2 separate regions of the Homo sapiens genome follow, and region 2 is linked to region 1. Evidence: chromatin loops called from intact Hi-C (ENCODE). Cell type or tissue: heart right ventricle. All regions are shown on one strand.

What was found. A loop is a pair of places that touch in the nucleus more often than their neighbours do. Peaks named below come from ENCODE experiments on the same cell type or tissue, not always from the same donor. Only the 100,000 strongest peaks of a DNase experiment are listed, where the experiment ranks them.
Region 2: a loop joins it to region 1, with 2.6 times the contacts of the local background. A loop is called at or near these places in 4 of 110 quality-filtered maps.

Annotation. Positions count from the first base shown.
Region 1 is chr17:47,947,134-47,952,133 of GRCh38, reverse strand. PNPO (pyridoxamine 5'-phosphate oxidase) reads right to left here. Exons shown (of 7, transcript NM_018129.4): 7 at 2,826-5,000. It overlaps PRR15L (proline rich 15 like), which reads left to right. Exons shown (of 2, transcript NM_024320.4): 2 at 1-167. Among named protein-coding and RNA genes, the nearest start is that of PNPO, 8.1 kb to the right of the region's middle. RefSeq lists an enhancer at 1,856-2,085. In heart right ventricle, a CTCF peak has its summit at 2,715 (motif pointing left); a DNase peak (open chromatin) is centred at 2,683; H3K4me3 peaks cover 1,160 bases; H3K27ac peaks cover 1,369 bases.
Region 2 is chr17:48,128,502-48,133,501 of GRCh38, reverse strand. It overlaps SKAP1 (src kinase associated phosphoprotein 1), which reads left to right. Exons shown (of 13, transcript NM_003726.4): 13 at 1-60. Among named protein-coding and RNA genes, the nearest start is that of SNX11, 23 kb to the right of the region's middle. In heart right ventricle, a CTCF peak has its summit at 2,076 (motif pointing right); a DNase peak (open chromatin) is centred at 2,121; H3K27me3 peaks cover 337 bases.

The sequences.
Region 1 (5,000 bases):
GGAGCCTTGAATTTTGTTTAACAAAATAATTGTAGGTTTCTCTCTGTAATAACAACGCTGGAAAGGCAGAGAACCTCTTTTATGCTCATGTCTTGCATTTATTGAGATGACTGTTTCTCATGCCTTTATGTTCCTTCATGTAAGTAAAGTGGACCTTTGTGCTCAAACTGTTCCTTTCAAGCTTCAGGAAGGGTTCCCAGGTGTGACAATGTAGGAACTGGGTCACTAATTTTTACCATCAAACTAGCCTTAGTATGGGGATGGGGCAGCAGAAGGAGCTAGTTACACCTCAGTGGTCAGTTCTCTCCAGTCAACAGAGAGCCCGTCAGGTGCTCTAAGAGAGTAGGGCAGACCTTTGGTGATTGACCCCAAAGTTTCAGTGGTTTGGTTTGGGATTAAGATTCAAACTCGGGCTCTACCCCTTAGTAGCTGGGTGACCTTGGGAACATTTGCTTGTACTCTGAGCCTCAGTTTCCTCTTCTGTAAAAGGGGGCTGAAATAATACCTATCTCATAGGGAGTGGTCAGTATTAAGTGGCCTATGAGAGGTCCCATAGTAAGTGCTCAGTTTAATACTGGTTTCCTTCCCCCTTCCTTTATAAGGAACTCCACCATACCCCACAGCTTTGGTTTAAGAAAAAGGAGAAGGTGGGTATAGTGGCTCAGGCCTGTAATCCTAGCACTTTGGGGGCTGAGGTGGGAGGACTGCTTGAGCCCAGGAGTTTGAGACCAGCCTAGGCAACATAGAGAGACCCCATGTCTAAAAAAAAACCAACCAACAAACAAAAAGTAGCTGACTGTGGTGGCACATGCCTGTAGTCCTATCTACTTGGGAGGCTGAGGTGGGAGGGTTGCTTGAGTCCAGGAGTTCAAGACGACAGTGAGCCATGATTGTGGCACTGCACTACCACCTGGGTGACAGAACTAGGTCTTATCTCTAGGGGAAAAAAAAAATTAATAAATAAGAGATGCTTGGCACGGTGGCTCATGCCTGTAATCCCAGCACTTTGGGAGGCTGAGGCAGGCAGATCACCTGAGGTTGGGAGTTCAAGACCAGCCTGGCCAACATGGAGAAACCCCGTCTCTACTAAAAATACAAAATTAGCCAAGTGTGGTGGCACATACCTGTAATCCCAGCTACTTGGAAGGCTGAGGCAGGAGAATTGCTTGAACCCAGGAGGCCGAGGTTGCGGTGAGCCGAGATAGCTCTATTGCACTCCAGCCTGGGCAACAAGAGCAAAACTCCGTCTCAAAAATAAATAAATAAATAAATAAGAAAGAGGAGAGAAAGCTGTCACTTTATGAGGTTAGGTCCAGCTCTTTCTCAAGCCATAAGAGCTGGGAACTAAAAAAATGTTGGCCAAATCTCTGGAGCTCGTGGTAGAAATACAGGGAGAGACCAAGGTGGCCACTAAACAATGTGGTCCTGCGGCTTCCAGGTCAGCTCCTGGCAGGCTGCTGGGCCACCCCACCCCAGGAGCTGTTGCTCAGGGAATTTATTAGTGAAACAAACAGACCTATACAAGGGAGGCTTTGTTAGGTGCCTCGTCCCAGCCAGGGGGACCTCAAATGATGAGTAAGGGAGACCAGGAGCTGGAGGGATGGAAGTCAGGCTCAGGGGTGCTGCCTTACCCAAAGCCTCTTTCCCCTACCCCGTCCCACTACACAGAACTTTCTAGGGTCTCACCAATTACTCAATCCATGAGGCCTCCACAGAGGATCTCAGACTTTCCCTACACCGCAGCCCTGCCCAGTGTTAATAGCTAACATTTATAGGGTGCTTAAGGCAGGCAGCCCCTAGAACAAGTCCTCCCTAAGGTTGTTCATTTAATCCTATCATCACCTGAGACAGGTGCTGTCATTATCCCCATTTTTCAGACAAGTTGGCTGAGGCTTAGAGGTTAAATCACTCACCCTGGGGGCCAGGCGCTGGCATTGGTACAGCTGGGACTGAAGCCAGAGCCAGCTTGTACATGTGACCACTGTCCCACACAGCCACCTTCCACTCTTGATTCTCATCTGCTACAGGGACAGGAAACTGAAGCTCAGAACAAAGAAAAGCACAGACACCTTCTGCAGAAGGGGAAGTTGGGAGGGGAGGGAGCAACGTCTGGGTCTTAGGATCCTGGGAGGTGAGCATCACTCGAGGGGGCTGGACAAACTCTGGAAGCAGATGGATAAAGCCAACCAGCTTTGAAGCTGAGTGTCCCCTAAGACCCTAGACTACAGGTATCTCCCACATCCGCCCATTCTCGGTTTCCCTGAGGTGGGGGATAAGGATGGCCCCTGGGCCACCAACCTAAGGTTCTAGATAATACTGGCACTGTACTGCCAACTCCTCCAGTATCACCATTACCCCTCTGGGTGAGAGTATCCACAGCCCCTCTGCCCCTTGCATACTGACCCCGGCTCCATCTTCTAGGTAAAGTCCACATATGTTTCTAAGCTGGGTGGCCAGATGGATGTGGGGTAGGTACTAGAAGCCAAAGGGAGATCTGGATGCCCAGGGAAGCAGAGCGAGGCAGCTGCAAGTTTTCATGAGAACAGGGGAAGAGGAGGAACCGAGAGCGCAAATATGTGCGGCAACCGGGAGAGGCTACGGGTTATCGACCACAGTTTCACTGGGACGCGGCCCAAGCCGATGAAGGGGGAGGCCGGCTAGAAGTTGCTTTCACTGCCCGGAAGGGGCCGACCTTGGGCGGCGGGCTCCCCCTACTGGACGTACTGCCTACAAGGTGCAGAGAAGTGAGGGGACAGGAAAGTTGCTTAAATTCCCCAAGTCCCCTCCTTGGGGGTTGAGGGAGACCAGGCCGGGTTGAACATCAATAAAGTGCACGGCTGATAGGCTTTTATTACAGACTGGGGGCGGTAACGGCTGGACAGAGAACGGAAAAGGAACATCTGAGACCAGGCTCAAAGCTAGGGGGTTACACAACCTCCAATAACACAAGGTGAGTGCAGCACTTCTAGACACACACACAGACACACATCACTTACTCATAAACGGCACAGCCTACGGTACAAGAAAAAGGGCAAGGTAGGTAAGGGCACCCAACACCCTCCTGCCTGCAGGGGGCCACAGGGTTAATGTGCCTTCCTGCACGCAGGCTTAAGAGGGATAAACAAGGAGAGGGCTGCCCTTGGAGAAGGCCTGCGGATAATAGTGACTGAGGCACAGGTCCATGCAGGGGAAGGAAGCACAGTTCACAGAGTGGCAAGCTCAGTGCCAGCCAGTGCAAGCAACAGGCAGTTCTTTGATCCTGGCTTAGTCACAGCAAACATTTACCCAGCCTGGCTCTTCTCCATAGCCAGCAGGTTGCTTGCTCATCCAGTCTGTCCCTGGTTAGCGGGCATGTGCTCAAGGAGAACAAACACAGTTCAGCACAGGACTCAGCTGAGGGTCACTAAAGGATCATAGACTGTGAGGGTGGGAGGTCTTGGTTTAGAGGTTGAGTCTAGTGCAGCTGATCACCTGGGGTCTAGTGAAAATGCAGGGTCAGATTCAGTGGGTCTGGGGTCTGAATCTCTAAGGCGCTGCCAAGTGATGCTGATGCTCCTGGCTTGTGGACCACCCTGTGTATAGCAAAGCTCTAGACTAGGAGGTCTCAACCTTGGCTGCACAGAATTATCTGGGGAGTTTTTAAATTTCCCAGTGCCCAGGCTGCATTCATATCATAGTAGAGACAGGGTTTTGCCATGCTGGCCAGGCTGGTTCAATCATCTCTGAGGGTGGGACCCAGGCATCAGGGTTTTTTAAGCTCCCCAGGTAATTCCAGTGTGGGGGAAAAACCAATGAACTAGGAATTATCAGCAGAGGTGGGGAGTAAGAAAAGCAGATACGTGAGTAGTCTGAAAAACATAATCTCTATAATCATTTAATTTTTCTTTTTGGAAAATGTATGTATACATACACACAGTTTCCATAAAAAAACATAGATAGTAAAGCTGATTAAAATCTTCCTGTCCTATTGGTACCAGCACATGAAGCCCTTCTACAAAATTCCTGACGGACTGGGAATAAAAATTCCTAGTGACAGCCCACTCCTTCTCAGGCAGGTGTGATTGTTTGAAATCTCTCCCAATATTGAGATGAAACCTGCTTCCCTGTAACTTCCCTGTAATTCTGTGGGTCCCTTGTAGCCACAGAGAAGGCAGCAATCAGTAGGGGAAGTGCTATAAAAATATACTATCCCGGCCAAGCGTGGTGGCTCATGTCTGTAATCCCAGCACTTTGGGAGGCCAAGGCGGGCAGATCACTTTAGGTCAGGAGTTGGAGACCAGCCTGGCCAACATAATGAAACCCCGTCTCGCTGGGTGTGGTGGCTCATGCCTGTAATCCCAGCACTTTGGGAGGCTGAGGTGGGTGGATCACAAGGTCAAGAGATGGAGACAATCCTGGCCAACATGGTGAAACCCCATCTCTACTAAAAATACAAAAATTAGTTGGGTGTGGTGGCGTGTGCCTGTAGTCCCAGCTACTTGGGAGGCTGAGGCAGGAGAATTGCTTGAACCTGGGAGGCAGAGGTTGCAGTGAGCCAAGATCACACCACTGCACTCCAGCCTGGGTGACAGAGTGAGACTCCATCTCAAAAAAAAAAAAGAAAAGAAAAAAGAAAAAAAGAAAAAAAAAAGTCCTATCCGTAAATGAGTTAGTTAAGTTGTAATCAACAGAAATAGATTCTAGCTAGATTAAGTAAAAAAAAAAAAAAGAGAGAGAGAGACTTTACAGAGATAGTGGGGTGTTTTAAGGCAGGGGGAGGAACTGCACAGCCCAGACCTGGGAGGGAGGGATCCAGGGAAGGAGAGATCCTGGGAATTGCAATAGCAGCAGGCAGAGGCTTTTGGTTCCTATTGTTTCCTGGCTGCTATGAATGACTTGGCTTTAATGACTCCCAAGGTTCTGGATCTCTCCAGTTCAAATTTCAAATTATTGACAAAACAATCTGATTGGCCAGGTTGGCTCAGGTGCATATGCTAGGACTAAGCTTTGGCCAGTATGAC
Region 2 (5,000 bases), 180 kb before region 1:
TACTGGTTGTTCTGGCTGGTTTGAAAAGCACAAATAAACTTGGGATGTGGTTCCTTGCCATGTGTGATGATGTTGAGCTCCTTTTTGTAAGATGATATCAATATGTCAGCTCTGGGCATTTTTACCACCTCCCAATAAAGTGGAGATAGCATGAGAGAAAACAAAAGCCCAGAGAAAAAAGGAGACTTGGAATTGTCTTTCAGAGCAGAATCTTCTCTGGAATCCACGTCTATTGTTTATTTTTTGTCTTTTTTTTTTTTTCTGAGACAGAGTCTTGCTCTGTTGCCCAGGCTGGAGTGCAGTGGCATAATCTTGGCTCACTGCAACCTCCACCTCCTGAGTTCAAACAATTCTGCTTAAGACTCCCGAGTAACTGGGATTACAGGCGCCCACCACTACACCTGGCTGATTTTTGGTTTTTTGTTTGTTTGTTTGTTTTTGAGATGGAGTCTCGACTCTGTTTCCCAGGCTGGAGTGCAGTGGCGCAATCTTGGCTCACTGCAACCTCCCCGTCCCCGGTTCAAGTTATTCTCCTGCCTCAGCCGCCCGAGTAGCTGGGATTACAGGCGTGCATCACCACACCCAGCTAATTTTTGTATTTTTAGTAGAGACGGGGTTTCACCATGTTGGTCAGGCTGGTCTTGAACTCCTGACCTCAAGTGATCCACCCACCACGGCCTCCCAAAGTGCTGGGATTACAGGGTGGCTGAGCCACTGCACCCAGCCAATTTTTGTATTTTTATAGAGACGGGGTTTCACCATGTTGGCCCGGCTACTCTCAAACTCCTTAGCTCAAGTGATCCACCCGCCTCAGCCTCCGAAAGTGCTGGGATTACAGACATGAGCCACCACTCCCACCCAGCTACTTGGTTTTTTTCCTATGTGCTGAATCTCCAAAATGAGACAGAACCAGAAGCAAGGCCTTGGAGTCAGCACATTGAAGAGTTCCTCTTCAGGCCTCGGGTTAGTTAACAACCCATGTGTCCTCCACTACAACACCTCCCAGGTAGGGGCTGAGGAAATGCTCTGAGGAGGGCTCAAGTATGGATACAGGGCTCCCTGTTTCCCTTTCCTGTTGTCTGTACCTAGCACTCAGGTTACCTGCATATTAAGAGGCAGCAAAACATAGTGATTAACAGCATAACATCTGCAACCAGACAGCCTGGGAATAAATCTCAGTTCCCTGTCTACTGTGCTCTCTGGAGCAAGTTATTTGACCATTTATGCCTCAGTTTCCTCACCTTAGAAGGGATATACTCTATTCACTGTATCATTAGGTGATTAGGAAGATTAAATGATTTAACATGTGTAATGGTACTTGGAACAATGCCTGGCACATAATAACTGTTCAATAAGGGTAGCTGCTATTATTGCCTGATTTCTCTACAGGAGAAATTTTGAAAGACAGGCAACTGGCCGGGTGCAGTGACTCACGCCTGTAATCCCAGCACTTTGGGAGGCCGAGACGGGCAGATCACGAGGTCAGGAGTTTGAGACCAGCCTGGCCAACATGGTGAAACCTCATCTCTACTAAAAATACAAAAATTAGCCGGGCATGGTGGCATGCACCTGTAATCCCAGCTACTCGGGAGGCTGAGACAGGAGAATCGCTTGAACCCGGGAGGCGGAGGTTGCGGTGAGCCGAGTTCGCGCCACTGCATTCCAGTCTGGGCGACAGAGTGAGACTCCGTCTCAAAAAAAAAAAAAAAGAAAGAAAAAAGAAATCCCTGTTCAGAGAAGCCCTGGCTTGGTGGTAGCCTGCCTCTCCTCTGTAATGAACATGTTGCAGCACTGGAGTAAGACGCCCATCTCACATCACAAAAGAGAAACCAGGGGGCAAACAGGGATGTTAGTGGGCTCTAACTTACTCAAAAAAACATAGATCTTATACCAACTATTCATTTCCAGATTATCTGATCCAAGAGTAAAAAGAAGAAAACAGTTTTGTGTATGATGGATAACTGCATGGAATGAAAAGGGGAAATTTTAGGTTTAGGAGGAAAAAAAAACCCAAGTGAGATAAAGGCAATATAGTAGTGTCCTTAACGTCCCCCTACCCTTCACACAGAGTGCTAAAGGAGAAGGAACCACTAGGTGGCAGCATATGAGCAGGTGAACCAAAGAGAACCAACTGCCTCCAGTTTTAGGAGCCTTTGCACCAATCCCATCCCACAGGAAAGGACAATGGGCAATATTCTAAAGTGTTTAACAGAGGGAGCAAACACAAACCCTTCTATACTCCTCCTCTGCCACCCACCTCTCCCCCACTCCTCCATCCCCCGCCCATCCTTCCCTGGAGACCCAGGGACCCAAATCTGAAAAGCTGGGTGGCTAAGAGGCCAGAATATCATCGTGCCACCACTCTGTGGCTGAAAGACATCAGAAAAGGGGATACCAGAAGAGAAAGGGCCGGGATCTGGGACAGGATGAGGCTGAAAAAGGAAAAGGTCAGCTGGGTGTGGTGGCTCACGCCTGTAATCCCAGCACTTTGGGAGGCCAAGGTGGGTGGATCACGAGGTCAAGAAATCAAGACCATCCTGGCCAACATGATGAAACCCTGTCTCTACTAAAAATACAAAAATTGGCCAGGTGTGGTGGCGCATGCTTGTAATTCCAGCTACTAAGGAGGCTGAGGCACGAGAATCGCTTGAACCTGGGAGGCGGAGGTTGCAGTGAGCCAAGATCACACCACTGCACACCAGCCTGGCGACAGAGCAGGAAAAAAAGAAAAAAAAGAAAAGAAAAAGGTAACTTCTTCACTCCCTACAGAGTTCAATGCTCTCTAAATCATATGGCCATTGGCTTCCAGCATTTAAAATAAAATGTCCCTTCTATACCTGTTTTCCAAGAGGAAACAACCACTTGCCAAACTGCAAAGGTCTTTGGGTACCGCCACACACCCCACCGTAGGGACCACACTCAGATCTCTGGCCCTTCTAGCTGTGAAACTCAGCAGAAAAAGAAATTAGGTTGGTCCTAAAGTATATAAACAAATTACCTCATTGGAAATCTGGTCTGTAGTTCTGGCTGTCTCTGACATTGTTATATGCAAAAAAAAAAAAAAAAAAGCGCGGCAGGGGTTGGGTAGAGCATGTTTGATGTGTTGATGAGACAATCTACAGGCTGATGGACATTCTCTGCTAGGGGATAGTTCTAAAGGAGACTTTTTGGAAGCAGCAGATTCCTACAGCGTTGGAAACTAAACCTCACCCAGCAAAACTGCTCCACACCCAGTTAGCCCCCATCTTAGCCAACGGCCTCAGATGGCAACAGGCTAATTAGATTACCGCTCCTCTGTTTGGCTCTACTAACCAAATCCCCACCTCACTGCCTGCCACTAACTGGATAACTGGGGCATTAGACCGCTTAACTAACCACATTATATGTAGGACGGCTTCTTAATCACTACCAATTGTTCTGGCAAGTGAAATAGGAGAGCAGTGGAGATGAAAGGCTTTTTTCCTTGATTTTATGTAAAAAGAAAATTTAAAAGCTAAAATCCTAAATTTAAGAAGTAAATGTATAATCATTGACACAGAAAGTACTGACTCCCAGTCGATAATCTAACCTGGGGCTGGTACAGTTTGGCCTGAATTGTCCAAGCTGGTATCCAAGAATACTAAATGCTCCGAAAGCAACATTTCAGCTACATTTCATTAAAAATACGTTTTTCTAGTGTGTTTTCCCTGTCATCCACATAGCAAAATAGCATAGATATTGTTTTGCAATTACCTCAATATTAAATTTTTCCATATGATGGCCTGGTATATCTCTTAGAAATCTGTATTTAATTCAAAGCCAACTATATCTTTCTTGATGGTGAATAAAAAATGGGAAAGAGGTGAGAATTCCTATTAAGTCTCATTCCCTAAACCCGGGTTGATTTTGTTTTCAACTAGAGTAGTGTCAAAGGTGGGGTTGACAAGGTGCCCTCCCTCCTGTTTGATTTTTTTTTTTTTTGAGACCTACTCTCCCCTCTGTCACCCAGGCTGGAGTGCAGTGATGCGATCTCTGCCTCAGCCTCCTGAGTAGCTGGGATTACAGGTGCCCACCACCATGCCCGGCTAATTTTTGTATTTTTAGCAGAGACAGCGTTTCACCATCTTGGCCAGGCTGGTCTTGAACTCCTAACCTCGTGATCCACCTGCCTCAGCCTCCCAAAGTGCTGGGATTACAGGCATGAGCCACTGCGCCCAGCTGAGACAGATTTTTTTATCTAAACAGAATTATGTAAGGAATTAGCATTGATCTCAAGTTGCCATTAACCTTTTTAAGAATTTTAGCTTCCCTAGTTGCACCACCTTATTTATAACCAGCTAGTATTTGCAAATGATGAAACTGAGGATCTTAAAGGTTGTGACCACTGGTTCAAAATCACAAACTCTGCTGTGGAAGAGGAAATAAAATGAAAGCCCCTTGAAATTATCTGTCAGCTGCTTTGCTTATTGACTTACTCGAGTTCTGTTGCAGTCAGACATCTCCAGTGAGACATCTTCAAAATCCACATTTCATGCCAGTCCCTGGCATCACAATAAAGCAGTGGTGTCAATGCAAAGCGCAAGATAATGCACGTGGCTGGGGAGGAAGACCCCTGCCTTTAAAAACCAGTCTGAGAAAGATGGAGTTGAAGAGAAGCAAGATGAAAAAAAAAAGAAACAAAGTTGTGTTTTGTTTTTTTTTTTTTATGTCTTAACAAAACTCTCAGATGCCAGGGACAGTGGTGCTTTCATCTTTGGCAAAACAAAAACAAAAATAAAAACAAAAACCCCTCCCCGCAGGTCTCCCACCAGGAGTGGCTCTGGAAGGATAAATCTTGAATGGCGTTGATTTGTTAACTCCCAGAGCACCGGCAAAATCTGCAGGGCTGAGTTTTAAAAAAGCAGACCTCTACACAGAGGATTATCTCTGCGACACAGCCCAGTGACTCCAGCTCATTTTCTAGTTTGTGGATTACCATAGTCCCTTGCTTCTTCCCTTCCCTACTGCCCAGCTATTTCATT